Regions from separate parts of the Homo sapiens genome. Here all the other regions are linked to region 3. Evidence: chromatin loops called from intact Hi-C (ENCODE). Cell type or tissue: heart left ventricle. All regions are shown on one strand. Region 1 overlaps SLC8A3 (solute carrier family 8 member A3). Region 2 overlaps LOC100506358 (a long non-coding RNA gene). Region 3 overlaps LINC01269 (long intergenic non-protein coding RNA 1269). Region 4 overlaps TTC9-DT (TTC9 divergent transcript).

Region 1 (8,000 bases), 670 kb before region 3:
GACTGTGCCGTGTCATGCTTTACCCTTGTGCCTTTGAATGTGCTGTTCACTTTTTGTCCATCCTTCAATATGAAGCCCCTCACCAAAGTAAATCATGATTTCATCTTCCTTCAAGATCCTACTTACCTGTTACATTCTCTGTGAAGTCTTTCCCAATTCTTCCAGGCTGAGTTAATGTTTCCTTCCATTGTGTTCCCATGGCATTCTGTTTAGGTCACTCTTAGAGTGTTCAGGGCATAGGACTGCCATTAGCATTTGCACTTTGGTGTCCACATGCATCATAAACCTCTTCCCATCACTTGGCTTTTAGAAGGGGCAATAGTACCTACAATGTGATCATCACCCTCCTCTCCACACCTGGGTTGTTTGTACCAGAAGTGAACATTTGACACAAAGCACCCAGTCCATAGGCACTGTGACTGCCTTCTACAAAGGATTCTGCCTTCTCAGAATGGCCCTCTGGAGATGGAGAGTTGACCATATTCTCTTGATAGAGAATTTGCACTCAGAGGAAAAGAGGGAAGTTCCAGTTCATTGTGGTGATCAAAGCTGTGAGGTCATGATATAGTGTCAGGGCTGGTGACTGTGCTGGGCTATGTGCAAGAAAATAAATCAGAGGAAGCACCTTGGGAGATAAAGGAAGAGGATGGGCCCAATGGGCAGAGGGAAGCAAGGGTGAGAGAGGCCAGGTGGCTTGGGGGAGGTAGGGAATGTGGGCTCAGTTCCTGATGGCTTTCAGGCTCCTACGGCCTGGCTGTGCCTCCTGCCTTGGGTTCCACAAGATCCTGCCACCAGGCCTTCGCAGTATTGCCCCTGTTCTTTGAACAAGTTTAGTGGGCTTCTTGATCACTTGCCCCATGTAGACTGTGAGTTCTTTTGTTTGTTTGTTTGTTTGTTTTGTTTTGTTTTAGAGAGAGTCTTGCTCTGTCGCCTAGGCTGGAGTGCAGTGGCACAATCTTGGCTCACTGCAACCTCTGCCTCCTGGGTTAAGCAATTATTGTGCCTCAGCCTCCTGAGTGACTGGGATTACAGGCATGTGCCACCATGCCTGGCTAACTTTTAAAAATTTTAGTAGAGCTGTTAGCCAGGCTTGTCTTGAACTCCTGGCCTCAAGCGATCCACCCACCTCAGCCTCCCAAAGTGCTGGGATTATAGGCATGAGCCACCATGCCCAGCCTAGACTGTGAGTTTCTTGAGGTCAGGAACTATGTCTTGCTCTTCTTTGTATCACCAGAGTGTCATTCAATATATTCAACATGCTCCTAAATTTTTTGTTGAATGAATGATGAGTAAATGAATGAGTGAAGACATGTCTGTTGGTAATAGGTGCAGGGCACTGTTTTCCTAGCTGGAGTCTGTCACGGCCAATGCCTTTCTGATACAGAAACCTCCTTCCTCCATAATTACCACAGCTTTTACTACTACTTACATCTTCCAACTTCGCAAAGTCCAGGTTTTGACAAGTGGCATTTTCCTGAAGTATTTTTGCTTAGAATATACTGGGTCTGACACATTGGCACCTGAGTGTGAGAGGAGGTGACACCTTCACCTGAGTCACGTCTCCTCACAAGAAGCCCACAGTGGCCCCCTGGACCTTTCACTGAAGAAACACAGGTAGAAGCAAGCTGTATGTAGAGAGATATAGTATAGCTTTTATTTTTTTTTTGAACCAACCCAACATTTCCACTGGCAACTGTCAACATAGCTTATGACATGAGCACTGTTTCTTTTTTAATTATTTTTTTCTTAAAAAATGTGTTTAAAATTAACAGGTGTTTTTTAATTTCTTCCCCCCCCCCCTTAGAAAATGTATTTATGTCAATGCAGAAAGCCTAAAGATCCGTGGGCAGTTTCGTGATGACATCTTATGTCTGTTTATTTGTGTGTTTGTGTGCGTGTTTTAAAGCCAGGTCCTTCCCACATTCGTTGAGAAAAGGTCTGTAGGGCACGGAGATCTCTTTCTCCAAAAACCCAGGCTCCAAGGGATTATGACAACTAAGATTCCTCTTACTGGAGCAAGAACTACCCCATAGGCTGGAAAAATAGCTTCATGAAGTTTAAGAACAAGCAGGAACATGGGAGAAATGAGGAATTCCAGTTCCTATCTTGTAAAAATGCTTTCATATGTGACCTGAGGGACCAGGAGAGGTGAAGGGAGCCCCTGGTTCTCTTATAAAATCTCTAAGTTTTTACACCACTTCAAGAAATATAGTCAGCCCTCTTTGTATAGAGCATTAGGAAGCAAGAGCGTGGTGAAGCTGACATTTCTCAGGCACATTGACATTTAAAATACAAACTTTTCTCTTAAAGATCTCACTGGTTGGACATCTCTTCTCTCCTGCCTCAGGTACAAAGCCAAAGATAATCAAGAAGGCCTGTATCCCTTTTGTTCTTCCAGTAGCCCTTTGTCGTCACACACCATTCCTATTTTTGTCCCATCTCTTCTATTTGGCGGGTCTTCCTGCAGAAGGATACACAAGTGGACACTGACACAACAAGACACACAGAATTGGAAAGGCTTGGGCAAAGAGGGACAATTGCTTTTTGTATCTGACTTGATTCAACATAAGCATAAAAAGCTCCTCCTGCTCCAGTTGAAGCTCCTGTAAGATCTTTAGTACCCTGCGTGGGTGAGTGAGCTTATTTCTACCCCAACACCATCACTCCTCCCAAGAACTCAGAGAAAACAGTGAGATGGGGAACTGGATCTTGATGGAGCCAAGAGGTGGCAGGAGAGCATGTGTCTAAAAATTCATGTTTCTCTCTGTTGGCTCGGACCTGGAATTCCTTTGTGGCACCTTTTTCACTCACTTCAGAAAAAAAAGACAAAACAAAATAATAAGCAAAACCTAATGGCAAAACGAAAGCAACCACAATAATGATTACAATGAAAAAAGAACCCCACCCCAGCCACATGAATGTGACTCATTTTCACGTCTTGTCAGCTGAGTGAGATAATAGGGACATATGGAATTGGGCAGAGAGGAGAAACCCTGCTTCCAAAGAAATGAGAGGCAAAGGAATAATCAAAAGATGGAATAGAAGGAGGCGAAAGGCTCTGACCTTTGCTTTGGGTCAGGGATATGAGGGGGAGATGGGGTGGAGGTGGATTTGTTGCTGTTGCTTGTTTGTATTCAATTAAATACTGTGTAAAGTCGGTGATTCCTCCATTGTTTGATTGATTAAGACTTTGCCCTTTCAGTTAATTGCCAGGGCCTAAGTTGGGTGAAGTTCCTGGGGCTTAGGTCCTGATGCTGCCTCTCCAGGGCAGTGCAGTCGGGAGAGATCACTGGTGGGGAAGTGCCCTTCTCTTAGGAGAAGTCCTAGGCCTGCCCTGCTGGAGGCTCTGTTGTGTGGCTTAGAACCCCTTGATGTAGCAATAGGCCTCTAGTGTGGCAAAGAGTATGTAGAGGAGCCACAGGCTCACAAAGAGCCATGTTGTGGCGAGCTTGCAGCCACGGGGGCCACCAAGCTCCCCTCCCAGGTGCGGCCGCCTTCGGTACAAGAGCACGCTGATGCAGACAAATGCAAAGATGGTGAAGAGGGTGACGGAGAAGGCCAGTGTGCCGGCCGACACGTGGAACTCCTGTCCCTGCAGAGCCCAGTAGATGGCGGCCACGGACCAGGCCAGGCCGATGCCCAGGAAGACATTGACGGCGTTGCTGCCCGTCACGTTGCCAATGGAGGCGTCTGCATATACATCCTGGAGGGCAGCAGCTTTGCTGGCAAACGTATCTGGAAAAGGACAAAGACACATGGGAACTGGTAGGAGGCTAAGGTGTGCAGGGCTTGTCTTCCAGTATGCCCAAAAAGCAGCTTGAGCTGGTGGGCTGAACCCAGGAATGAGAGACAAGGGCTAGGGGGCCACTCCTAACTCCTAGTTCTGCCGCAAGCAAGCCGTGTGGCCCTGGGTAGGTCACATCCCTAGTCTGGGCTTCCCATTCCTCATCTGCAGTGATCTGAAAGATTCTGAAGGGCTTTCCAGTTCTGATATTTACTGAGTGGGCTTATTGTTCTCCTTTGACTACTTTTTCAGTAAGGGAAGTTTGCCATCCCATAATATCTCCCCAGGGAACCTTGACACCCTGGGAAGCTGCTTGGAGTAGATGCCTGATTTTAACTGTCATATGGGGCATTTATTCACGAACCACCAACAGTTATTGAGCAATGCCTACTGATTGAGCACTGGGTGAGGTGCTGGATTTTGGGGACAGAGGACATGTTGGGGAACCATGATGGGGACATGCAGGGTGAACTGTGGACTCAAGGAAGACGGGGCTCTGTCTTTGTGGTTTATATATGTATCACAGGGCCTTGCAGGGTGTTTGACTTTAGATCTTGGCACAGATTGTAGATACAGGGAGGACTGTCAGAGACATCTAGCCCAATTCTTTTATTTTACAGGTAAGAAAAATAAGGGTCAAAGAATTTACCCAAGGTCACATAGGATGTTAGCAAGAGACTTGACCCTAAAGTCCTCATGTAAGGACCCTTTCCATACCTTCAACTATATCCAAAGAGCTTCAGCCAAAGCCACTAAATCAGATGAGTGGATCACAGGGTAACCTTCTTAAAGCCTCAAATGTTGTTAGCTGTTGTCTTGGCCAATTGCAAGGACTTGGAGATGCCCAAAGGTATCTGCCTGGCTTACCTCATTATTGCCATTTTTTTTAGATCTCCCAGAGAAAACCTCTTACCCTTTCTTGCCTATGGCCTTGTTTTTTTGTTTGTTTGTTTGTTTTTGTTTCTGTTGTTATTGTTGTTTTTTGCTTCTGATCCTCTGATATTTCTTCCCACCTCTATGCTTTCCCCCATATTTCCTCCCTCCCCTCTGATAGTTCAGGTCCCCCAAGGCTTGGAGAACAGAGATCACAGGGCATCTCATCCACAGGCCTTCCTGGGATCATCCATCTAATTTCCAACCTTCTGATGCATTTCCACGATAGCTAAATCTCTTGCATCACTAATGGACAAATAATACCGCTGGCCTGCGCTGGGGTTTTGGAAAGAGGTTTTCCTAGAATTTGATGTGAATTCAGCTACTCTCTTGAAGGATATGTTTGCTTGGTACAGGAAAGATTTCCCTTGGCCCAGCCAGAAAAGTCCTGTCTGATGAGATTCAGCCTAACTTCCCTGCAGGAGGATGTGCTCTGTTTCTTTCTGGGGCAACTGGGATGCCAGCTCCCTGGCAGAAGTTCAGAGTTCAGAGGCCCCAAAGCCCCTAACTGAATTAAGTAAAGAACCTGGGCTAGTGCAGCCCCTGTCTACCTGCTAACTCCTACATTCAGGCCCAACTTCCTTCCGTATGCAGTACCTTTTCTTTTTCTTCCTAGGATTTAACAAGATAACTTTAATTACAGTAGTTGAGAGTTGCCTCCTTCAGTAGATTATAAACTCCACGTGGAGAAGGAAGCATGTGTATCTTGCCTTTCACTATAGTCCCAAAAACTAGCACAATACTGTAACAGGCATAATAGGTGCTCAGTAAATATTTGTTCAATGAGTAAAGGAATGTCCGCTCCTTTCTGTTTGTCTCTGAGTGTTCCTAAGAAAAAGAAAGAGTATGTAATTCATCCTATAAAAAGATAAAAGCTGTGGAACTTCCTTTGGCTGTCCTGCTAGGAGATACTTTGTACTCACAGTGTCCTTCCAAGTAGAGGAGGCCAAGAATGTATGTGGGCATTTCTCCTTTGATATCTTTGAGCTGGCTAATCTTTAACCTCTCAGAGATCGCCAGAGGTAAATAGAAGGAGAACAATATCTACATTCTTTTAATTTCACTGTTTGTGGTCTACTCACATAATGTGGAGGTTAAGAAATTGGACCACTTACTTGGGCATGTAGCTTAACCTCTGTGGGCCTCAGTTTCTTTGTCTGTGAAGTGGGGATAATAACTTACCCTATTTAATAGGGCTTTGGGAAACATTACAGGGGGAAAATGTAAATGTGTAAATTGCTGAACACACATGGTGTCTGTCACATTGAAAGTGCTCAAGAAATATTAGCTGTCATTACTAATGTCATTATTCATCTCTTTGATTGACTTTTGTGCACTTTAAGGGCAGAGGCTCTGTTAAGTTCAGATCTGAGATGGTGTGGAAGATAATGAGATGGAGTCCAGGGGTCATTTGAACCAGGTAAAATCCTCTTTGCAAATTCAAGCACCTCTCACTCTCACCTGGGACAGAGGTGCCAAATGCCACGAAAACAACAGCTGTGACTGAATCTTTGAGACCAATGGTGCAGCCGAAGTGCGAGGCCAGGTCCCCAATGATGGCGGTGAGCATGCCAATGATGAGGATGGAGACGGCGAAGCAGGCCCAGCCGTGGCAGTACTCTGTGGGGGGCACACAGGCAAACAGCACCTTCCAGAAGACAGTCAGGAAGTGCATGACGTAGTCAAAGCAGGAGGGCAGCCTCTCCTCCCCGGATTCATCCTCATCCTCATCCCCTGCTGAAGGCAAGATAAACAGGCAAGAGAACGGGTAACGAAGTCAGATAATCATTCATGAGAAAGTCAAGCCCAACCCGCACCACAGGCATCATCCGCTAGAAGGGGACTCCAGCTGTCTTCTGGGCAGCTGGTGGGGGCCAGGGCCAGCGTGCCAGAAAATAGTGGGGAAACAATTTGGGCTGCCTCATAGGTCAATTTGAATGCAGGGCACCAAGGTAGAGTGGGAGAGAGAGGGCCAGGGAATAAGGAAGAGAAGAAAGAAGGAGATTAAGAGGGACAAGACAGTGGAGCAGAAAGAAAGGAGGATGCAAACCATCATTCTCAGCAAACTAACACAAGAACAGAAAACCAAACACTGCATGTTCTCACTCATAAGTGGGAGTTGAACAATGAGAACACATGGACACAGGGAGAGGAACATCACACACTGGAGCCTGTCAGGGGTGAGGGATAGGGGAGGGATAGCATTAGGAGAAATACCTAATGTAGATGACGGGTTGATGGGTGCAGCAAACCGCCATGGCACGTGTATACCTATGTAACAAAACTCTATGTTCTGCACATGTACCCCAGAACTTAATGTATAATTAAAAAAAAAAAGAAAGGAGAATGCACAGGCTGCATTTTGTTGTCTAAGGAGAGAAGTGAAATCAGTTCGGTGTGGCCACTCTTCACTGGATGCCAGCAGGGCTCCTCTCAAATTTTCTGACCTGACTGCTGCAATAACCATTGTGGTTCTGGTCATTATCTGTCCCCTGAGGGATGGCTGTCATTCCAGATCACGAGAATATACTGCAGAGCCAGTGCCCTCCTCCAAACATCTCATGGGAAAAAGCAGGATGGGCCTTGATTGTCCTTGCCAGGAAATGTGGGCAGAGTTGCCCACTCAGCAGCCCTGGAGGGGAGGGTATGCTGAGGCATGCCTGTGCCTTGCCAACGGCAACTTCTGTCATGTTTTGGCATAACCGGTAGAAGCTGGGGTTTGAAAGAACAGGAGTCAGAACACTTGGGTTCTCATTCCAGCTTTGCCATGAAGAAAATCTGTAAGCTGGGGTAAATCATCTCTTATTTCTGAACCTCAGTCCCCTCCTTTGTAAAAGGAGCAGGGTAGATGATGTGGCCTACATTCCGTTTATTGTCTTGAGGGGCACAGTCAGGTCATCAGAGGGGGAGCTAGAAAGATCTAAAGCAGGTGATGAGAAAAGTGGGGTAGCAGCAGCAGCAGCAGCAGCAAACCTCTCTTCCTGGCTGTCTTTTTGCTCTGGCTCTGGGGCCTTGGGGATATGACCCTGTGGGTTGCTATGACAACAAAGTCTCTCAATAAAAGACAAGGCCAGGAGGCCTCAGTGGTGCTGAGAGGTGATAGTGATGGTGGTTGGGAGACCTTTTCCGTCCCTGTTCCAACCAGCAGTCCCCTCAGGCTTCTAGGACTCCCGGCTGTGCTGTGGGTCACTACTGAGGGAGCCTGTCAGTAAATGCCGAGGGAGGGGTATGGAATCATCCAGAGTGTTTTGTTGGAGAGTCAATGCAACACATTTTATAAACT
Region 2 (8,000 bases), 900 kb before region 3:
ACAACTACATGGGAAATCTATCTATCCCGACCCATAGCCTCTAATAGACCCACCTGTGTAGTACAAATTAAAGGAAAGAAATTTTATGGGCTTATGGATACGGGAACTGATGTATCAGTAATATCTAAAGACAATTGGCCCACATCCTGGCTCTTGCAATTAACTTCTACATCCCTAGTGGAAGTAGGAACAGCTCAAAGTGTTCAACAGAGTGCTGAGATTTTACCTTGTCTTGGTCCGGATGGGCAGTCATGTACTTTTCAGCCTTATGTTGCAAATATAGCTATCAGTTTATGGGGCTGAGACTTACTTACAGCATGGGAGATGAGACTTACAAATGAAAACTTTGATAACCCAGGATTTAAAATGTTGAAGGACATGGATATCAGAGTGAAAAAGGTTTAGGGAAATTCCTACAGGAAAATCCTAACCTGATATCAGTAACTGGCAAAACAGATAGAAAAAGGCTAGGAAATCAGGATTTCTGACAGAGGTCATTGATATTTCTCCCCTGCCCACTGCCTTACCATTAGAATGGCTTAGTGACAAACCTGTGCGGGTGGATCAATGGCCCCTAACACAGGAGAAGCTAGATACCTCTGGTGCTTCAGCGCAATGCTGAGAGCTAATTACAGTCATTCAGGTTTTACAGCTCACAGCTTCAGATCCTATCAACATTGTCTGTAATTCAGCTTATGTTGTAAACGTAGCCAGTCACATTCACATGGAAACTGCTACAGTTAAAAGTACACTAGACCCAGAACTGCTTAATTTGTTTCACTTATTCTCAAATGCTGCATGCTACATGCCAAACAGGTGAGACAGCTGGTCATGTACAGTGACATTGTCTGTCATCATTTGCTCATATGGGGATACTTAAACAATTAAAAACTGACAATGGACTCGCTTATACTAGTCATGCTTTTCAAAATTTCTTATAGCTTTGGGCTATAACCCATAAAATAGGAATTCCTTATAATCCTAAAGGACAAGGCATTGTAGAGCAGGCACATTGAACATTACAACACATGTTGAAAAGACGAAAGGGGTATAGGAGGCCAACTACCACCTCAATCAAAACTACATTTAGCCTTATTTACTTCACATTTTTGGACTCCTGGTACAGATGGTAAGACTCCAGCAGAAAGACATTGGCAAGTGTTAGAGGAAAAGAGGAAAGTTTATCTGAAAGCATTATGGAAATCCCTGGAAGGACAATGGAAAGGTCGGGTGGATTTACTGACGTGGAGAAGAGGGTATGCTTGTGTTTTCACAGGAGATGGACAAGCCGTGTGGGTGCCCTCAAGGTGTGTGCAACCATGGAATGGGAGACTGGAGGAACCCAGGGTGGCCAACCATGGGTCCGGTCCCTCTGGTGTGAGCCATGAGCCAGCTGAGCCTGAGTGCGAAGACGGAGAGAAGGCCGACCACAGTCATGACATCAACCCCCATAACCTGGGGACAACTCAAGAAAACCACACAGGAGGCTGAGAAACTACTGGAGCACCAGGGACAGTCTGTAAAGTTGGATGGACCATCAATGGGAAAATGAGAGCTGCCCACCCTGGCCTTACACTCCTTCAATTAATACATAAACAGAAAGGAGGATATACAGAGAGCCAAAGGCCCATGGGACGTGACCAACATTCCACTGAGTCTATACGATCAAACAGCAAACTGTTTATCATGAATACAGAATGTGGGCAAACTCATGACTGTGCCTGCCCCAGAAGGTTTGCTGAGGGCAATTGCTTCCTGACGCCAAGCTCCTTGAGGTTATCTATTGGGACATCCAGAGAATGCAGTCTTGCAAGCCTACTCTGGACCGAGCAGCTGACCCCCTCTTCCACTTCCCTTCACACTATCTCTTTTGCCTAATAAATACGGAAGGCTGTGTACAAGGTCAGGTCCCTTGTCCACTAGAGGCAAGGTGCTTCCTGACCCTTCTTCCAAATATACTCTTTTGTCTTTGTCTTTTATTCCCGCATTTGCCTCCTTTGTTCAGTTCCCCTAGGTCCTTGCAGGTTACAAATGGGCAAGCAACTGGCTGGTTTGGAAGGGACTTCTGGGCTGGGATAAGAAGAAGCATAGTGCAGGACTCAGGAATGGGATTAGGGAAGGAGTGTTCTGGGCGGAGGGAACAAGTGGAGCGGGCCTGGTTTGGGGCTCATTTGGCTGAAGGGGCAGAGGAAAAGTTAAGGAGGAAGGGGCACGCTGGTCGGTGTAGGCTGTGGAGGGGACTGCTGATTGTGATTGTATTCTCAGAGTGGTGGGGGCCATTGAACATTTTAAAGAGGGCAGCAACATGATCATTCATTCTGGCTGCTTTGTGGGAAATGCCTTCCAGGGATTAAGAGTGGAAGAAGGAAGATGACGACAATCCAGACCAGAGATGAAGGTGGCTTGAGGGCGGCTTGGCCACGGCTGTGCTGTCCCACATGGAAGCCATTGGCCAATTAGCTATGAGCACTTGGAATGTGGCTGGTCTGAATGGAGATGTGCTGTGAGTGTAAAATACAGACTGAATTTTAAAGGCTTAGTACAGAAACAAGAACATCAGATATCACACGGATAATTTTTAAAACTATTGATTACACGTGGAAATAACACTGTATTTTGACCACCACGCTGTATGGGGTTAAATATTTTATTAAAATTCATCTTGCTTGCTTCATTTTACTTTAAAATCTGTCATCTAGAAAATCTACAGTTAGATACATGGCTTGTGTTTGTAGCTTGTGTGATATTTCCAGTGGACAGCAGTGGACTAGAGTGCGAGCAGTGCGTGGCAAGAAAGGCTTGGATCTGTGTTGATCCTGAAATAGAGCTGAGGAGAGCATCAGGGGTAAAGGAGGGAGAGCTGAGCCATGGGTTTATCGGTTTTCCAGGAATGAGGGATCCTGGGGAAGAAACACGTCTGGGGAGAGGCCATTCATGAATAAAATGTGCAAATGTTGAGCGGTCCCTTCATCATCCAGGTGGAGATGTGGAGTATGGGGCTGGACTTTAGAGGCAGTCAGGATGCACAATGGAAGTCATCAGCGTTTGGGTGGCATTTATAGCGCTGGGACTGCAGGAGATGATCTGGAAGTGAACATGAAGACGGAAGAGAAGAGGACTGAAGTCAGAACCCTGAGGTGCTTCAGCATTTAGAGTTGGGGAAAAGGAAGAAGATGCAAAGGAGACTGGTAAAGAATGACTAGTGAGGCCACAGAAACCCAGAAGAGTGTGGTGTCAAAACGCCCTGAAAAACCACCTGGAGGACCGGACCTAAGTGGCTGCTGCCCCCTGGAAGCAGGTCCCCCGCGGGGAGGGGGAAAGGAAGGGCTGCACTGCAATGCTTGGTTCCTTATCCTGAGCTCACCCTTCCCATCAGTCACTACACAGCAGCAGAGAGGAGGGACCTGGGCCTGGAGAGTTCCACAGAAGCCAGGGGCATGGAGATGGCCCCCACATGCCTGCTGCCTTCGCCTTTCTCTTCCAAGAATCCAGAGTGGCTGAATTGGTTCAACCCTCATAACCGATAATTCTCCTGCACTTGAATCTTACTCTCTCCAGTCTATTCTACCACACAGAATGGGACATGGAATCTCTCAAAGCCCAGCTCTGCCCTTCTCTGTCTCTCTGCCTCCTTGTCTCTCTCTCTGTCTCTCTCTCTTACTTACACACACACACACACGCACACTCACACACACCCCATTTAGCAGCCGTCAGTGTGAAATGGATTAAAATCCAAGTTCTTTTTTTTGAGACGGAGTCTCGCTCTGTCCCCCAGGCTGGAGTGCAGTGGCGTGATCTCGGCTCACTGCAACCTCTGCCTCCTGGGTTCACGCCATTCTCCTGCCTCAGCCTCCCGAGTAGCTGGGATTATGGGCTCCCGCCAACATGCCCGGCTAATTTTTTGTATTTTTACATGTTAGCCAGGATGGTCTCGATCTCCGCCCGTCTCGGCCTCCCAAAGTGCTGGGATTACAGGCGTGAGCTACCGCGCCCGGCCTAAAATCCAAATTCTTTAGCAAGACGTCCAAGGGCTTCCCTGATCTGACCCCGATCAGAATCCTTCCTGTCCTGGGGGGGCCCACCTCTCCTTGGAGGAGAGTGTTCTCTTCCTCCTTAAAGGTTTGCCACATTTGTGTGTGCTCCATGAAGGTGCTTGGTAAACATCTGGAAACCCTCAGGACACCTTCCATAGGCCCTTCTGTTCCTTGTTTCCCTGCCATGGCTTCCCCACCGGAGGATAAGCTTCTGGAAGACAGGAGCAGAGACGTGAGTGGGTGGATCGGCAGGGCAACTCTCTGGGCACCCAGTTGCACGACAGCTTTCAGGTTTCGGACTAGTTTTGGCAGTGTTATCAATAAGTGGTGACTTGTTATCCACATTTAAAATTCTTAAATTTGCCTCTCAAAAAATCGCCCAATTTAAAAAATTGCAAAAGAGAACAGAAGAGAAAAGAAAAATTACAAGAAAGTTGGAAACATTTTGCTGACAAAAAATTTTTGAGACCTTTTGGACATTGCTTTATATCTACATGCTTGTAAATGAGCTTCTTTGGTTAAGTGTGAATGATTAAAGCTTTACATGGGTACATGTAGGAAATTCCTTATTTAAGCATAAGGGATTACATGATTTTTGTTTTATTAGAGAATCCCTTCTCCAGCCAAACAAATGTTAAAGAGATTTGAAGGGGCCCCAAGTTATCATCCGCTGCCCAGAAGCCCTCATGTCTCCATCTGATTCTATAAAGGAGTGTGGGTTGGTCAGTCTTTACATTTCCTGTAACTCTTAGAACGCTGTTAAATAAGTGATGCTTTACACGTGGTAGGGCACTTGCTGTGTTCACCGGAATCAAACTAACGGACAAAATTTCAGCTGCACTTATAAATTCTACCACCAGAGGGCAGTAAGTCATCACTGATGGGATTGCCCTGCTGTCCCTTAGGTGCAGGGCAATCCCGTCAGCGGTGTTTGGGGAGGCGGGGAGGGGGGTGCGGAGTGCAGATGCGGGGGAAGGAAGGGATAAGGAAGATGTTTTCATATGGATAATCCTTTGTGGAAGCCGGAAAAACCTGCCAGAGGGATAACTCAGCTTGACCTGATTCACAGCTTCTTAAAGCACTGTGTATAAACACAACTTTCGTATTGATTTTTCTATACATCCAAATTTCCCCTTGATCTTTCAACCACAGTAGTTCTGAAATAATATACACTTCTCTTGCTTATGTGGTTCAGATCTTCTCTTCCCAATTCCAAGACTTCTAATTGGTTCATAAAGCAACATTTAAGAATACGAAGTCCACTTCCTTCCCCATTTAATAAAGGAACACCTATAGTGCCTTCTGAAGGCCTGCTATGTGCCAGGCACTTTACATATCAAGTCCTTTTTATTTATCAAAACAACCCTGTGAAACAGTTACCATTAACCCCATTTTACAAATGGGAAAACGGAGGCACAGAGAGATAAAATCATTGGTCCCAGAACAAGCCAGTGGCAGAGTGAGGATGTGAACCCAAATCTGCTGGCCTGCCCACTCATGCATGTATCCCAGTTTTTCTCCACCTCAGCCCTATTGCCGCTTTGGGCTGGATAGTTCTTTTTTGGGGGCAAGGACTGTGGGCTGTGTATTGCAGGATGTTTAGCAGCGCTATCGGCTTCTACCCCCTTGATATCAGTAGCACTCTTTCCCCTAGTTGCAACAACCAAAAATGTCTCTAGACATTGCCACAAGGCCCCTGGGTAGCAAACCGTCATCGGGGAGAACCGCTGATGTGGAAAAGCCTTGGCTGGGCTTCCGGATGCAGCAGACCAGTGTTGCCTTACAGCAGGAAGCCAGGGCTCTGTCCAGGCGCTGGCCTTCCAAGTGTCCCGCTCCAGCTGTCTTCCAGTTGCTGCTCTCTTAGAATGAGGCATCCACAGTACCTACCTGCTGCACTTCCACTTTTCTGCACCATATTCTATTTTCCAGGGCCTCCCTGGGCTTGTTGCTGGTTCTCCTGGCTGCTGGAGTGTGCACCTCTACCCCTGGAGTGTGCCCAGTGTGTCTAGCCAGTGGGGAGGGCGGTAGGCAGAGCTGGACATGGGAACTAGGTTATCTGGATACAGAAGTGCATGCAAGGCCCCTCTGCTGGAGGATGCTGTTAGAGGTGGGAAGAGAAGGGTGATGGGCTGTGGGCCAGGGTCTCCATTTGTATCTTGACTAGTTCAGGGTGGGCCTGCTTCAGACCCCTGCGGCTGGGGTAGTTGGGGGAGATGTGCTTGTAGGTGATACATTTGTGACACCCCAGTTTGAAGACCTCAGAATCACCGTGTCTGCCGACACAGAAAGGCTGTTAGGGCTCCAGGCTGTCTCCTGAATTATGTTTCTTTAGGGAAGTTTTCACCATGTTTACTGCTCACTTGGTGGTCATTTCCTACCTACAAAAGTCACTCTTTTTCTCCTGGAAAAGCAGACAGGAGTCAAACTAACAAAGGCATATGGAGAAGAGGGGCTCAGCCAGGCTCTCTTACCCACTGAGGAACCCTCACTCATGACAGCCTTCCAGTGGAGAAGCAGTCGAAATCATGGCTTGTAGCCCCCGCAATGGAAATAGCTTTATTTTTATTAGAGGAAATCATTGAAATGACTTACAGGCATACTTGACTACAAGTAATAGAGGTGTGGAAATGTTTTAACTCATTTGCAAATACTTGAAGTACAAAATTTACTCAGAATTCTCATTAATGGGTATTTATTTATTTTTAATTTTATTATTATTATACTTGTTTTAGGGTACATGTGCACAACGTGCAGGTTTGTTACATATGTATACATGTGCCATGTTGGTGTGCTGCACCCATTAATGGGTATTTATAATGTTGCTTTCAATCATTTAAACACAATAAATAATACATATCTGTCAACAGAGGACTGGTTATAAATTTATAGCACATCCGCATGCTGGAACCCAAGGCAACCATTACAGCCAGCAGCAAACTTAAAAAGATGAGGCACACTGGGTGTGGTGATGCACGTCTGTGTATCAGGTACTAGAGAGGCTGAGGTGGAGAATCCTTGAGCCCAGGAGTTCAAGTCCAGCCTGGGCAACATAGCAAGACCCTGACTCAAAAAAACAAAAATGAGAAAAAAAGATGAGCCAAGAGTAATTTATTCACATGACAAGTATATTCTGAGCCTATGGTATGTGTTAGTGCTGAGTAAAACCCTGGATAATAAAAACATGCTTTGACTTGCAAAGATATCCATCATAGAACATTAAGTTTAAAAAGCGAGATCACAGCATACATAATACAATCACATATATGCTATCATATATTTATACAGAGGTAACAGTAACCATTTACTAAATGCTAAGATTCACTGCACACCAAATATTAGGCTAAGCATGCATGTATGATAATTTTATTTAATCTTCACATCTATGAGGTAGGTTTTTTTTTTTCTTTTCTTTTTTTTTTTCTTCTGAGATGGAGTCTTGCTGTGTCACCCAGGCTGGAGTGAGTGGCACCACCTCAGCTCACTGCAACCTCTGCTTCCCACGTTCAATCGATTCGCCTGCCTCAGCCTCCCGAGTAGCTGGGATTACAGGCATGCACCACCATACCTGGCTAATTTTTGTATTTTTAGTAGAGACAGGGTTTCACCATGTTGGCCAGGCTGGTCTTGAACTCTTGACCTCAAGTGATCTGCCCACCTCTGCCTCCCAAAGTGCTGGGATTACAGGTGTGAGCCACTGTGCCTGGCATGGTTTTAAATACTTATAAGTGCATACATCTCACCTATTTCTTGCTAAATTTAATCCTTGCTATTTCATAGCTTTAGCTTTGTTTGCTGCTTCAAAGTGGAACCCCTCCCCTCAGTTTTCTAACTGGATTTTCCTTTCTTTGTCACAGTATTTGTATTAGTCAGAGTTCTTCTCTAGAGGAATGGAACTTATTTTGTATATATATATGGGAGTTTATTAAGTATTAACTTATACAATCACAAGGTCCCACAATAGGCTGT
Region 3 (8,000 bases):
AGAGACCCAGTCCTGACTCCGGGACACTGTTGGAACCCTCTGTGTGCCTTACTTTCCCTCCTCCAGCAAGAGGCCCTCCGTCTGCCCACCCACCTCCCAGGATATTCCTAGGAAGGATCAAAGAGGACCTCTTGAAAGGGCTGGCTCCCACTCCAGATAATTGCTAGGTAAACGCACCGTGTGTTTAGGATATAATGGGCCAGTGCAGACAGAGCTGAACAGAGGAAATTGCTCACTTCAGGGAGGGGCAGGAACTCTTCCAGGCCATTATGGTCCACTAAGTAAGCTGCCTTTGTGCCAGGTGAAATGTCTCCCTGATGACTTGAAGAGTGAACTGTCTCCTACCATTTCACACTGCATTTTGGTTACCGAGCTGTGATGCTCCCTCTTTCTCTCCGTGAAACCTCTGCAGCAGGGTCGCCATCACACTTCCGGCAGAAAGACTGGGAAAACAAGCCACTGATTTCAAAGAGGGTGCAAATTTATGTGGAAGGAGGTAGGGGAGGGAGGGTGAGAGACTGCTCTGGAGCTCAGTGAGGGACCTCAGGGTTACACAAGAAGGGACTCTGCGCTGGGTTCCAGGCCTGATTCTTTTATTTTCTCTTTTTCTTTCTTTCTCTTTCTTTTTCTTTCTTTCTTTTCTTTCTTTCTTTCTTTCTTTCTTTTCTTTCTTTCTTTCTTTCTTTCTTTCTTTCTTTCTTTCTCTCTCTTTCTTCCCTCCCTCCCTCCGTCCCTCCCTCCTTTCTTTTTCTTTCTTTCTTTCTCTCTCTCTCTCTTTCTTTGTACAGAGTTTTGCTCTTGTCACCCAGGCTGGAGTGCAGTGGTACAATGGCGTGATCTTGGCTCACTGCAACCTCTGCCTCATGGGTTCAAGCAATTCTCCTGCCTCAGCCTCCCGAGTAGCTGGGATTACAGGGGCCCACCACCGTGCCTGGCTAATTTTGTATTTTTAGTAGAGATGGGGTTTCACCATGTTGGCCAGGCTGGTCTCGAACTCCTGACCTCAGTTGATCCACCCGCCTTGGCTTCCCAACGTGCTGAGATTACAGGTGTGAGCCACTGCACCTGGCCCCTGTTTATTTCTTGATGCCATGCATCAGCTGAGTGGCTTTGAGGAAGTCAGTTCATGACTCCGGCCCTCAGATTTCTCATATAGAAAATGAGAAGATAATTGCTCAGTTCACACCCAGCTCTAAAATCCTGTGATTTTAGGCAGAAGAAGAGATTGCATGGAGCATTTTAGTGACTGGGATGGCTCATGACTGGGCTGAGATGATCGACCTTTATTTCAGATCCAGAAACCTCTTCACCTGAACCTCATTGCCACAAGCCAGACCGAGACCTAGACAGGGATTTTCACACCAACAATGAAAAACACACTTAAGGAGCCTGATTATTTTTACCTGGAGCTTGGAGGCCCAGAGGAAAAACATACAAATAGGGCTTGGGACATACACACACTCAGCTTCTGAATTTTAATATCAGAAGATCATTATCATAAGCTGCATCAACAACTTGGGATCCCAACTGGTGCCAACTAAGCCTTCTCGCTTAATTACATGCTTAGAGCACTACAATTTAAAATCCTGGCAACCATGTTCTATGCAATTAAAAACAAACTCACAAACAGGCCTTACTTGTGCCTCTAATATGTTGTTAAGAGTTTGTCCCTGCTGCTCACCCACTTTCCTGGGAACACTGCTTTTCACCAAAGAGCCTCAGTCCCCACATCCCAAATGCCTGTCAGTCACCCTCCAGCTTCTGTCAAGAGGCCCATGGCCAAGTGTCATGCAAACCAACAGCTTTGCTTATTCCCACTCTGAGCTTCCAGATAACTATGCCTCCATTAATCCCTACTGAGGAACACAAGATTCCTCAACTACATTGGGGATGCTGAGTGGATTTTGCCTCATCAGTGGCTTTGAAAGTTGGAAGTGAAGTATTGGGATCTAGCCGTGATTGGCCTTCATTCATTAATCAGTGCTGCTTTCTCTACCTTTCCAGGTTTATGAGCAGGAACCATTGCTTAAGAAATACTCACCATCAAGCAGAATCATGAGGGACAGAGCACCATGAACTCAGGGAGCAAAGAGAACACTGTGGGGGTATTCTTAGGGATGGAATCTCCACATCAAATCTATTGGCAAGACCTGGATGTTCTTGGAAATGTGAAACATTGAAAATGTTGAACATTAATCTTCTCCTCATCTCCAGTATCAACACCCAACTGAGGCCACCATCATTTCTTGGGTTTGGGTGGACAATTGCAACAGCCACCTATGACTGCTGTGACTTTGTCTATGACTCCAGTTAATCCATCCTCCACTCCACCGCCTGAATGATCTCTTCAAAATTCACAGTAGGTAATGACACCCCAGTGGAAAATGCTGATTGCCTTCTACTTAGAATAAATCCCAAATTCTTTACTGTGGCCTATAAAACCCTCAGTGCAATCCTCTCTGGATGAGCTCATCATTTTTAAGTCTCAGGTTAAATTAGCGGTTCTCAAAAGGGAGCAGTGTTGCCCTTTAAGAGACATTTGGCAATGTTGGGAGATATTTTTGGTTGTCATAAGTGGAAGTCAGGGGGTGCTACTGGCATCCAGCGGTCAGAGGCCAGGGATGCTGTTGAACATTCTGCAATGCACAGAATAGTCCCCTATAGCAAAGAATTGTCTGACCCAAAATATCAGAAGTGCCAAAGTTAAGAAATCCTGACTTAAAATCACTTTCCTGTAGTGACTTTATCTGACCATCTTTATCTCAAATTGGTTTCCATCCCCTATGCTCTTCATACCTCTAACCACAATTTGCAATTCCCTTCTTATTGTCATTTACATACATGTAAGCTCCACATACCGGGCTATGGACAAAGTATGTCTTGTCCAACTTTGTTGTCTCAACATGTACCACTTAGCAGATGCTCAATAAATATTTGTAGGAAGAAGAAGGGCAGGAAGGGGGAAGGGCAAGAAGAAAAGGCAGTCAAGGTGAAGCAGCACCCCTGCCCTTCTGAGCCCCTTTCAGTATCATGCTGACTCTCATCTTCATGTGGAAAACCTGCCATTTGACTGGGCCAGTTGCACTGATTATGTTTTACCGGAGAATGAGCCGAGTGGACTAGGAAAACACTTTAAAACTCAGTTGTGGGGCAGGGTAGGGGGTGGGGGCATTGGCATGAAAATGTTTAGATTTCTTCAGTATTGACTTTGTTTTGTCAAACAAGTCCTCTTGAGGGTAGGGACCATGTCTAGTTCAGTCTCCGCTGTAGCTCCAGCACCTTGCATAGTGCGTAGTGCAGACATAGTGGGTTTCCCAAAAGTGTTTGTGAATATGTGAGTACCCCCCCAGCCTGCAGGGGAGGGAGGGTTGATACCCCACTGCACCCACTTCTTCAGCAGCTCATAAACCCACTTATGAAGCCAACCTTCAGGTCAGACTCTTGCTTTTCTTCTTATTAGTGGCCCTTAAAAGAGCATTGCCAATAAAAACTTCAGCTCTGGAAAAGAATTCTGGCCTTTGTCAGCTATTTCCGACAGCCCTTGAAAGAAAAATAAATTTGGCTCCAAGTTTTCCCATGCCTGTTTATAGTTCCTCACACAAAGCTCTGCCGTTTATACAATTTTGTCACCCAGAGACCCAGCTAACTCTATCTCAGAGGCAGCCTCTCCCGTCCCCACCTCAGCAGCCTCCACTCCAACTTCCTCCTCCCCACTTAGGGCTTCCAAGGACCCATGAGGATAAGCTGCAGGCTGTGAGGTTTCTATAGTACACTCCTTCCTGGAATGACTCTGCCTAAATTTCACCTTTAAGCCTCAGAGATTCATGTTATCTTATTAGCAACACAAAATGGAAAAGACTGAACCCTTTCAGTTTAATCTGCTGAGTTTCTGAGGCTGCAGGGAACTCCTCCAAGGAATGTGCTTAGCTTTTGTTAGAGGAAGTTAAAAAAAAAAAAGGCCCAACATATTATTTGGCATAAATCTACTCATCTAATTTAGATTGTAGAAACCTATTGATTAGGTTCCCAAGCCTGTCACTTTTTCCCTATAGCGACTACAAATATCACTGCCATTGGGAAATTTCACATCATAAAACTCACTACTATGATCCCACTTTCATATTTTCCCTCTCTCTCTCCATCTTTTCCTTTCTCACGCACACAAAATCTGTTCTTTGGTCTCATCAGCGCCATCTGGTGGTGTTTCAAATGTTTCAGTACCCTTTAAAAAAAAAAAAAAAAGATTGAAGACCCCAAAGAGCACCTGAGTATGTGTCATATCTATCACAGTTATCCTATTCAAAAATGAAACTGGCCAGGCACGGTGGCTGACGCCTGTAATCCCAGCATTTTTGGGAGGCCAAGGTGGGCGGATCACTTGAGGTCAGGAGTTCCAGACCAACCTGGCCAACATGGTGAAACCCTGTCTCTCCTAAAAATACAAAAATTAGTGGGGCACGGTGGCAGGCACCTGTAATCCCAGCTATTCGGGAGGCTGAGGCAGGAGAATCAATGGATGTCATATAATGAAATGATGTCATATAATGAAATGTGTCAACATTGAAGATCTGTATAACTCAAGGAAGCAATATTTCCCAAATGGCCGTGAATGAGATTACAAAATCATGCATTCAAAATGCATTCAATCCAGGAGAATCGCCGGAACCCAGGAGGCAGAAGTTGCAGTGAGCTGATATTGTGCCACTATACTCCAGCCTGGGCGACAGAGCAAGACTCCATCTCTAAAAAGAAAAAAAGAAAAATGAAACTGAAAACTTTTGGAAAACATTTATTGATCCATTTAAAAATAACAGTAATAAATGTTTAACATAAATAACAAATTTTAATAAAAAAATCTGTATTTTCCAAAACAAAAACAAATTTAGGAAGAGTGGCATTATTTTACATTTTTGCACATCTCTTTAATGTCTGACTTAAAAGACACCTAAATTTTCATATCTGCTTCTGTGTTCAATCTGTTCCAATATCTTGTTTTAGTTGAAACATATGAAGAAAATCTGGCCTCACACAGATATGTAGTTGGAAAAGAAGTGAGTATTTTAATAGCCTTTTAAGATCATTGTGGGTATTCTTCTTTGATATTATTCCAAAACTCCACAAGTTATGGTTTCTTAAAAGTTAGCTGGAATGGAGAATCTGAAACCACATCCATGAACTTTTGGTACTGTTATGTTAAAACCTGCTGTTCTATCTTCGACTTTGAATGCATTTTTGCATGCATGATTTTGTAATCTCATTCACTGCCATTTGGGAAATATTGCTTCCTCGAGTTATACAGATCTTCAGTGTTGACACATTTCATTATATGACATCAAAAAATCACATTGACTGATACTGTTACCAATTTCCTAAAAAAGTCTTTAGGTACCAAGAAACTGCCAAAGCCAGGTATGGTGAGGGCTCATGCCTGTAATCCCAGCAGGGGAGGCTGAGGCAGGTGGATTTCTTGACTCCAGGAGTTCCAGACCAGCTTAGCAAGATCCCGTCTCTACCAAAAAAAAAAAAAGAAGTAGAAAAGAAAAAGAAAAATTAGTCGGGTGTGGTGGCGTGTGCCTGCAGTCCCTGTAGTCCCAGCTACTTCGGAGGCTCAGACAGGAGGATTGCTTCAGCTCAGGAGGTCAAGGCTGCAGTGAGTCCTGATCATGCCACTATACTCCAGCCTGGGTGACAGGGTAAGATCCTATCAGGGAGGAAGAAAGGAGGGGAGGAAAAAGGGAAGAAAAAGAGAGGAAAAGGGGAGAAAGGGAAGGGAAGGGAAGGGTCAAGTTCATGATAGACAAAAATTTTCCAAAATTCTAATTTTCAATTGAAAGCTTGAATTTCATCGTTGGCAACAAATACAGTTGTTTTCAGTGAAGTGACAGGCTAACTTTGTTCACTTGCAAGAAAATATCTGTGAAATACTCAATCCTGAATAACCATAGTTTGCTTGACAATTATCCTTTCAAGTAAAAACAGTGTTTCATTTAAAAAAGAAAAAAAAAAAGGCCGGGCACGGTAGCTCACGCCTGTAATCCCAGCATTTTGGGAGGCCAAGGTGAGCTGATCACGAGGTCAGGAGATCGAGACCATCCTGGCCAACATGGTGAAACCCCATCTCTACTAAAAATACAAAAATTAGCTAGGTGTGGTGGCACGTGCCTCTAATCCCAGCTACTTGGGAGGCTGAAGCACGAGAATCGCTTGAACCCAGGAGGCAGAGCTTGCAGTGAGCCAAGATCACACCACTGCACTCCAGCCGGGTGACAGAGGGAGACACTCCGTCTCAAAAAAAAAAAAAAAAGAAAAAGAAAAAGAAAAAGAAAAAGAAAAAAAAAGGCAGCTAGTTCAGCTCGCAACTCAATCACATATGTGCTTTTCCTCCAGGCAAACTTGTAGTTCAATACACAGCAGAAATACTTGATGTGACGATGTGACTTCACATTTCATCTCAGAGAATGTTAAAAAGATATAGTTAAGCAAGAGTCAGGATTTAATTAACATAGTAATGTTACTAAGTAACTATTGCTTTATCAAGGGCATTCTTAAGTGAAACTGGCATTCCCATTACTTCAAGCGCCTGGTGATGGAGAATACAAGGAGTGCTGTCCCATTTGCTGTCTCTGCCTGTCCCAAGATGCCAGGAGTTTGACCTGCCGTGCTTTTCGGTGCAAATGTCAACACAGTGAAAAAGATAAACAACAGTTTAGTGTTATTGTGAAAATAGTTTTGACCTCCCCTATCTCCAGGGATCGACGGGCCAAACATTGAAAACTGTTACATTACTGGGACAAAACTCCCAAGATGGGTTGTAGGAGGAAGGAGGGAGGGGCTGTTATATTCTGACTTTAATATCATTTGCTCAGAGATAGGAGCATAGAAAAGATCCCCTATGCCTGAAATTTATCTCCTAAACCTCTCACCCCACATGTTATTTTCCATTTCCTTTTCTGATTCTGCATAGAATGTGTCCTGAGAGACACATTTTTTTCCTCACCCCAGGGCAAACTAAATAGCACAGGCAGAACCCAGCTGGAAGCACCCTCTTCATCTCCCACCTATGTAAAAATTAATCTTTTTTTCCCTACCAGTTATTGCCTAACACTAGTGCTTATCACAAAGAAAAGGCTGCAAGAACAAAGTGCTCTGTGAGATAAGGAATTTAAGATAAGTGAGCTGGCAGAGGATAAAATCCAATCCCCTTCACACAGCTGCTCCCAACACCTGGCTTCCCCATTAACACCACTCCCAGGACTATTTAAGTCTTAGTCATCTTCCAGGTCTCAACTGGGACACCACTTCCCACCTCTTGTCTGCCTATCTGTGCCTATCTCGCTCCCTCTCTCCATATAGGAAATACAGATATAGAGACAGAGATAGACATTAACAGATAGATAGATATTGAAATATAGATTATCATAGTGCCTTAATTGTTGGGTAAGCTGATTTTCCCACTAGATGGCAAATTCCAAAAAAGTGGCAGTCATTTTCTGTCCCATTCACCCTCAGGGGTTTTAAAACACTGAGATGATGTGTTTGAGCATTAGTTAAGGACATGCTTTTAGATGGGGAATGCCTTTCCTTACAGCACCATTCCCCACTGCATCTTACTGTCATAAGAGTGCCTCACTCATTGACCTGTCTGGTCCCACACAGAACTGGAATTTGCCAGTCACACTGCAACTGGGACCAGAGTCATCCCTCGATAACCATTTGTCAGAGGATTGGAGGGATGAGTCTTTTCTTTTCAGGTTGGGTAAAGTATAGAACTAGGTGGGAATCGGTGCTACGTTATCGGGCCACTCCACACTAGCCATGGCCCTCAGGATGTCCCTCCATCTACAGGTGTCCCGTGGTGCTTGGTACCCTTCTCCACTGCATCCTAGCGTGTTCAGTCTCACCAGGGAGACTATCATCTTCTAGGGGATGGAATCTGATCTCTATTCCTTTCTTCTCTTTCCCATCTTGCCTTGTCTCTTTCCCTCACATTTGACCACTTA
Region 4 (8,000 bases), 91 kb before region 3:
TGACTAGATAGTAACCACTGATGTTAGGCTGATATTAAACTAAATAGAGACAATATTCTCTCATGTAAGCCTAACAACAATGCTTTGAGAGGATACTGGAGCTTAGAGAGGTTAAATAGTGTTCCCAAGGTCACAGAGCCGATACTCTAACAACAATGTTATCTTGGCTCCTTTTTTTTTAATCTTTTACTTGTGTCAGTGACAATACTTACCTCAACAATAACTAACTTGTGTGAAGTATTTACTATGCCCTAGAAATTCAATGAAAACACTTGACAAGGATTTTAGCATTTAATCCTCCCAACAGTTTTATTGTATTGTATTGTATTGTATTGTATTGTATTGTATTGTACTGTATTGTATTGTATTGTATTGTATTGTATTGTATTGTATTGTATTGTATTTTTTGAAACAGGGTCTCACTTTGTCACCCAGGCTGGAGTGCAATGGCACAAACATGGATTACTGCAGCCTCAACCTCCCAGGCTCAACTCATCCTCCTGCATCAGCCCTCTTAAATAGCTGGGACTACAGGCACAAGCCACCATGCCTGGCTAATTTTTTTGCATTTTTTGTAGAGATGGGGATTCATCATGTTGCCCAGGCTGGCCTCAAACTCCTGAGCTCAAGCAATCTGCCAACCTTGGCCTCCCAAAGTGCTAGGATTACAGGCATGAGCCACTGCACCCGGCCAATTGTCCCCATTTTTAAGACAAGGAACCTCAAGCCTAGAGAAGTTGTCACCTGCTCAATGCACACAAGTGACAAGTGGTAGAACCAGGATTTGAATATGAAAAGTCTAACTTCAGAGACTTCACTGTACTTACCACACTTTGGCCTAGGTGACCTCTAAGGACCCTCTTCTCTTACTCACCCCCGGCCATCTATACAAAGATTCCGTGATGTGTTCCTGTACCAAGGTGGCTTATCACACTTCATTTCACATAAGATATACTGCTAAAATTATGGCTTTGAATTATATATTGACTTTATAATATTAGGATATTTAAGTTTAGAAACTTTATATTCAACTTGGTTTAACAAGTTCTTTGGCCTAATCATTGGAAGTAGCTGAGAAGGAAGGGGCAGGTGAACCATCACAGGTTGGCTCAGGACCAAAATGAGGCAGAAAGGTTTATTTTTCAACCCTAAAGGTACAGGAAAAGGGCTGAGTCACCCCACACTCCCTAGCTAGATTCTGGAAAAATCTAGCACCTTTCCATACAGCAGAAGCCTCCTTTGCCAATGGCAGCCTCTGCTTCACCAAGCAGTATTCTATTGGCTCTTCTTTTGGCTCACAGAAGCATAAGCCTGGCTAGATTTCCTTGTTAGTGCTCAGGAAGAATTCCAAACCCCAGATATATTGGGACAAAAAAAAAAGAAAAATATTTCACCTTTCTCTGGCTTTTTTTTTTAACTGAAAGAGGATTGGTAAAGGAAGTAACCATAATTTTTAAAAAAATATTTTAAATAAATCCTGAGCATGGTACTCCCCAAAGTCTCTAAGCTAATGGGTTAGACTAGAAAATGAACACTTGGCCTCTTTTTTTGTACTTTCCCTCTAACTGTCTGATAGGCCCCAATTCCCACAACAACTTTGAACTGCTCTTCAGCCCCACAATTCAGATCTAACAATTCTGATTCTGAATTTTTCTTTAGACCTTCCCTCTCTTTTTCCACATACTAAGTTGGCTCTGATAATGCTATAAAGTAGTAGCATTCCTACTTTGTAATAGGAATGGAAAGGAAATCTGGCCATATTCAGGAGCTCCATGATTATGAACCCATATTACAAAGTAGTAGCATTATCAGAGCCAACTTAGTATGTAGAAGAAGAGAGGGAATTCACTTTAAAACTTAAGTAACAGCCAACTTAAAACAATGCAGTCTCTTTACTTCTTAGCACAGAAAAGTACTTAATGAAGATAGAATGTATCTATCAACTAAGACGCAACTTAGTTGCTGGCAAATACAAAGTAAAGAAAGACTTGGGCCGGTCAGTGGCTCACGCCTGTAATCCCAGCACTTTGGGAGGCCTAGAGGGGCAGATCACGAGGTCAGGAGTTTGAGACCAGCCTGACCAACATGGTGAAACCCCCTGTCTCTACTAAAAATACAAAAATTAGCTGGGTGTGGTGGCACACACCTGTAATCCCAGCTACTCAGGAGGCTGAGGCAGGAGAATTGCTTGAACCCGGGAGGCAGAGGTTGCAGTGAGCCGAGATTGCACCACTGCACTCTAGCCTAGGCGACAGGGCAAGACTCCATCTCAAAAAAAAAAAAAAAAAAGACTCGAAGAAGAAAAACAAGAAAGAGGTAAAGAAAGAAGGGAAACTGTTAATAAATTCTGTCTGTGGTATAATATGTACTTTTATGGTTCTCTTAATATTATCCTTAAACAGCCTCTTTAATCCCCACCAGTGAGCCTAAACTTTTATTTACTAGAGGAGTTTAGAGAGCCCTGAGTTTCTGGTTTTGACAAGTCAGGTATTTTACATTCCTAGTGTAAGATTATCTGGTTCATGTAAGAGAGTTAAGAGGAAATGAAGCTGTATGTTCATCCTAGTTTTTTCTTTCTGTCCTACCCACCCTTGTGCCCAAATACCTTCCTCCTTGGCCCACACTCTAGTCCTGAGTTTACCAACAAAGTCTCAGCATCTCTACCTATGGGAGGGCTGGGGCAGAATGCAAGAACAGGGAATAAATAATGGATGATTAGCTTGGCTGGTGACAGACTGTTGGAGCACTAGCAGAATCTGCAGGAGTTCAGATGCAATTCTGCAGATCTGAAAACATCTTGGGTAAAAGAGAAGGGAAAGGAAATCTGGCCATATGCAGGAGCTCCATGATTATGAACGCATATTCCACAGTTTTCACAGGGCAACCAGAGCTATCCCACACAATTCAAACATGTGTGGTAGTCAAGAGAGTGATTTGAGGAACATGGAAATAGCCATCTGTTCAGAAAGAGGTCTCTATTGCTGGGTCTGAAATGCCCCTTTCACACATCAAACCTTGATGACATCCTAGTTTCAACATTAGGACACCAAAGGAACCACATTATACCATTCAGGTACTCAAATCCAAAGGGAATAGATGGAAAGACTTTAGCGGGAGGGAGTGTTGTCAGCAAGATGGTGGAATAGGAAGATACAGGCCCTCCTTTCCCCACAGGGACACTGAGTTAACAATATACAGGTCAGAATGAACTCTAGAGACAGGTTGAAAAGCTACAGCACCCAGGTCATTGTAAAACCAAGAAGAGATTCTGGCAAAATGGATAGACAATTTTGCAACATCTGGCATGCCCATCTGTGTCCTTTCCTCTACGTGGCATAAACCTGAGCAACTTTGGAGAAACCCCTTACTCCAAGGCTCCACCCTCAGGGATGGAAACAGAAGAATGAGCCATGCATTGAATGTTCTGGCTTATCTGGGGGCTGCCCAAGGGATTAGTTTCTGTCTCACCTAACAGAAATCAGTGCTGACAGGACCAGGTCAAGCATTTGGAAGCCACTAAAAACAGAGGTGAGTAGCAGGTTAGAGTCGCAGTTCCACAGGCAGACACCAGAAGGAGTAAGAGATCAGAAAAGGTTTGAGAGGTCCTAGATCCTCCAGCAGGGTTGATTGGTGAAGGTCTTTCCCTGTATGAAGCCAAAGACTAGGAAAGGTCTTCAAATGGCCAAGTTCTAGCAAAACATTTTAAGACATCCAAAGAAACAGAGAAATTTGGCACAAAGGATCAAATAAAACTCCAGAAATCAATTCTGAAGAAATATGATCTACTAGTTGCCTGAAAAGGAATTTAAAATAACTATCATAAAGATGCTACCAAAAGGATAACAAACACTATCATAAAGATGCTATCTAAAAGATAACAAACACTGGGCCGAGTGAACACTGATAGGCAACTAAATAAAATCAGGGAAATGATGCACGAACAAAATGAGAATATCAACAAGGAGATAGAAATTATAAAAAAAGAACCAAACAAATTCTGTAGCTGAAAAATATAATAACGGTACAAAAAATAGTAGAAGGATCCAACAGCAGACTTGATCAGGCAAAAGAAATAGTCAGCAAACTCAGAGACAGATCATGTAAAGTCACTGAGTCAGAGGAGCAAGAAGAAAAAAAATGAAGAAAAGTGAAGACAGCCCAAGGGATTTACAAAACACTATCAAGTAGCCTAATATATGTATTATTAAAATCTCAGAAAAAGAATGAGAGAAAGGGACAGAGAGCTTATATGAACAAATAATGGCTGAAAACTTCCTAAATCTGAGGAAAAAGAAGAACATACAGACTCAAGAGCTCAATTCAGAACCCTAACCAGAATAAATCCAAAAAGAATCACACCAAAACACATTGTAATCAAACTCTAAAGTCAAAGACAAAGAGAGTAACTTGAAAGCATGAGAAACGCAATTTGTCACATAAAAGGAAACTTCCATAAGATTATCAGTAGATTTCTCAGCAGAAACTACAGGTTAGAAGGGAGTGGCATGATATATTCAAAGTGATGAAAGGAAAAAAATAGTCAACCAAGAATACTGTATCTGGCAAACTGTTCTTCCAAAATTACGAAGAAATTAAGACTTTGAAATAAACAAAAGCTGAGGGAATTTATTACTACTAGACCTTCTCTATAAGAAATACTAAAGGGAGTCCTTCAAGTTGAAATGAAAGGACAGTAGAGAGCAACACAAAGCCATATGAAAATAGAAGGTTCTCTGGTAAGGGTAGTACATAGCCAAATATAGAAACCTATACTGTTATAATTTTTGTGCATAAAATATTAATGACAGAAATATTTTAAAAATAGATCTGTGTTAATGAGTATACAATGTATAAAGAAGTAGTGTATGACATCAGTAATATCTGGGGAGAGTAGAGCTGCAAAGGAGCAGAATTTTGTCTGCAATGAAGTTAAGCTGTTATCAATTTAAAGTAGAAGGCTATCATTTTGAGATGTCTTACATAACTAGAATAGTAACCACAAAAAGCTATAGAATATACACAAAAGAAAATGAGAAGTAAATCCAATCACATTGCTACCAAAAAAAAATGAAATATAAAGGAAGACAATAACAGAGGAAATGAGGAAGAAAAAAGCTATAGGACATACACAAAACAATGAACAAAATGGCAATAGTAAGTCCTTCCCTATAGGTAATTACTTTAACTGTAAATGGATTAAATTCCCCAATCAAGAAACAGAAATTGATTACATCAGTTTTTAAAAATAGGATCCAACTGTTTCCTTTCTACAGGAGACTCACTTTAGATCTAAGGACATGCAGAGATTGAGGGTGAAAGGATGAAAAAAGGTATTCTATGCAAATGATAATCAAAATAGAGCAACAGTGGCTATACTAATATCAGACCAAATAGACTTTAAATCAAAGACTGTTACAAGAGGCAAAGAAGGACATTATGTAATGATAAAATGGTCAATTCACTAAGAAGATATAACTGACAAATATTTATGTACCAAACATCAGAGCTCCTAAACATATGAAGCAAAACTTGGCAGAATTAAAAGGAGAAAGGTCACTTTCATAATGAATAGAACAACCAAATAACATCAATAATGAGTAGAACAACCAAATAACATCAATAACATCAGTAAGAGGACTCGAACAACACTATAGACCAATTGAACATAACAGATATAAGCAGAACACTCCATCCAACAACAGCAGAATATAAATTCTTCTTGCATGCACGTGGAACATTCTCCAGGAGAGACTACAAATTAGGCCACAGAACAAGTTTTAGCAAATTCAATAACATTGATATCACACAAAGAATGTTTTCAGCCAGGCATGGTGGCTCATACCTGTAATCCCAGTACTTTGGGAGGCCGAGGCAGGAGGATTGCTTGAGCCCAGGAGTTTAAAACCAGCCTGGGCAACATGGTGAAACCCTGTCTCTACCAAAAATACAAAACTTAGCTGGGTGTGGTGGTGCATGCCTATAGTCCCTATAGTATATGCCTATACTCAAGAGGCTAAGGCAGGAGGATCACTTGATCCTGGGAGGCAGAGGTTGCAGTGAGCTGAGATCTTGCCACTGCACTCCAGCCTGGGCGACAGAGCAAGACCCTGTCTCAAAAAAAAAAAAAAAAAAAAAAAAAAAGTCGTTCATATGGATAACTGTAAAAAAACCCACAAATGTACAAAATGTACAAATGTGTGGAAATTAAACAACACACTCTTAAACAACCAATGTGCCAAAAAATAAATCATAAGAGGAATTAGAAAATACCTTGAGAAAACTGCAAATGAAAACACAACATACAAAAACTTACAGGATGCAGTGAAAACAGTGCTAAGAGGGAAGTTGTATGGCAGACACATGTGACAGCAATAACTCAAGCATACCCTGAGAATGACCCTATGGTCTAGGAAGAATGTGTGTTCAGAGTTTCAAGCTAAGGAATTCAGGAGTGGCCAACCTGGAAATTCACTCCTTAACTATGAAGAACATCCAAACCCCTGGTCCATCCCTTCGAATGTAGGCTGTACAGGGGATCAAGGCCCTTTGTTTTGAGTTAAATGGATGTTACCAAGTGGAGGTTGTTAAGTGGAGGTTGCTAAATGAAAATGTGGTATAACATACATGATTTACATGGGAGTGTAATGAAAATGTGGTATAACATGCATGATACAAATGGGAGTGGTTTGCCTGTCCAGCTCACTGGTCCTGGACGACTGTGTGCATAAGTCCCCAATAAACCCTATGTCTTGTTCGCTGGCTCTGGTCTCTTCTTCAGCCTCTGTGAATCAATGTGAATCAATGGAATCAATATGGGTCCACCACAACAGAAGTTTATAGCTGTAAATGCGTACATTAAAAAAGAATAAAGATCTCAAATCAACAATCTAACTTTACACTCAGAAACTAGAAAAAGAAGAACTAAACCCAAAGCTATGAGAAGGAACAATAATATGATTAGAGCAGAGGTAAACAAAGTAAAGAATAGAAAAACAATAGGAAAAATCAATACAACTAAGAATGTGTATTTGAAAAGATCAACAAAATGGACAGGCCATTAGCTAGATATACTAAAAAAAAAAAAAAGAGAAGACTCACATAACAAAATTTTTTAAAGGGGGTACATTATAATCAATATGACAGAAATGAAAAGAATTATAAGATAATACTATGAACAATTTTCACCAACAAATTGGATAATCTAGGGAAACAGATAAATTCCTAGAAAGATACAACCTACCAAGACTGAATCAAATACTGAAGAAATAGATAATATGAAAGATCAATAACAAGATGTTGAATTCGTGATCAAAAACCTCTAAACAAAGAAATGTATAGGACCAGAGGGCTTCACTAGAGAATTCTATCAGACATTTAAAGAATTAACACCAATTCTTCTGAAATTCTTCTAAGAAATGGCAGATGGGGAATACTTCCAAGCTCATTCTATAAGGCTATGAGGCTAGCATTACCCCGAGACTAAAGCCAAAAAAAAAAAAAAAAAAGCCACCAGAAAAGAAAACTATAGACCAATATCCTGGAGGAATATTAATGCAAAAATCCTCGAGAGAATACTAGCAAACTGAATTCAGTCAGATGTTAAAAAAAATTACACACCATAGCCCAGTGGGATTTATTTCTGAAATGTAAGAATACTTCAACATATAAAAATCAACCCATGTAATACACCACTTAACAGAAGGAAAGGGGAAAAACACATGATCATCTCAATGCAGAAAAAGCATTTGACAAAATTCAACATACTTTCATGATTAAAAAAAAACTCAACAAACTAAGAATAGAAGGAAACTGCCTCAACAAAACAAAGGTCATTTATGAAAAGCTCACCGCTAAATCATACTCAGTGGTGAAATACTGAAAGCTTTTCCTCTTAGATGAGGAACAAGACAAGGATTTCTACTCTCTCCATTTCTATTCAACATAGATTGGCAATCCTAGCCAAAGCAATTAGGTAAGAAAAAGAAATAAAAGTTATCAAA

The links. A loop is a pair of places that touch in the nucleus more often than their neighbours do. Peaks named below come from ENCODE experiments on the same cell type or tissue, not always from the same donor. Only the 100,000 strongest peaks of a DNase experiment are listed, where the experiment ranks them.
Region 1: a loop joins it to region 3, with 7 times the contacts of the local background. A loop is called at or near these places in 14 of 110 quality-filtered maps.
Region 2: a loop joins it to region 3, with 9 times the contacts of the local background. A loop is called at or near these places in 9 of 110 quality-filtered maps.
Region 4: a loop joins it to region 3, with 15 times the contacts of the local background. A loop is called at or near these places in 78 of 110 quality-filtered maps.

What each region holds. Positions count from the first base shown.
Region 1 is chr14:70,042,589-70,050,588 of GRCh38, forward strand. SLC8A3 (solute carrier family 8 member A3) reads right to left here. Exons shown (of 7, transcript NM_182932.3): 6 at 6,179-6,454; 7 at 1,627-3,735. The coding sequence ends at 3,359. Among named protein-coding and RNA genes, the nearest start is that of SNORD169, 68 kb to the left of the region's middle. In heart left ventricle, a CTCF peak has its summit at 3,609 (motif pointing right); a DNase peak (open chromatin) is centred at 3,623; H3K27me3 peaks cover 2,903 bases.
Region 2 is chr14:69,813,989-69,821,988 of GRCh38, forward strand. LOC100506358 (a long non-coding RNA gene) reads left to right here. Exons shown (of 2, transcript NR_149012.1): 2 at 1,277-1,979. Among named protein-coding and RNA genes, the nearest start is that of SLC10A1, 21 kb to the left of the region's middle. In heart left ventricle, CTCF peaks have their summits at 4,884 (motif pointing right) and 5,092; no DNase peak of the experiment used is centred here; H3K27me3 peaks cover 3,298 bases.
Region 3 is chr14:70,710,006-70,718,005 of GRCh38, forward strand. LINC01269 (long intergenic non-protein coding RNA 1269) reads left to right here. Exons shown (of 4, transcript NR_125769.1): 4 at 2,005-2,148. Among named protein-coding and RNA genes, the nearest start is that of LINC01269, 15 kb to the left of the region's middle. RefSeq lists an enhancer at 1,007-1,056. In heart left ventricle, CTCF peaks have their summits at 4,192 (motif pointing left) and 4,392; no DNase peak of the experiment used is centred here; H3K27ac peaks cover 250 bases; H3K27me3 peaks cover 884 bases.
Region 4 is chr14:70,618,746-70,626,745 of GRCh38, forward strand. All of the region lies in intron 2 of TTC9-DT (TTC9 divergent transcript), which reads right to left. Among named protein-coding and RNA genes, the nearest start is that of TTC9-DT, 19 kb to the right of the region's middle. RefSeq lists an enhancer at 3,477-3,596. In heart left ventricle, a CTCF peak has its summit at 3,575; no DNase peak of the experiment used is centred here.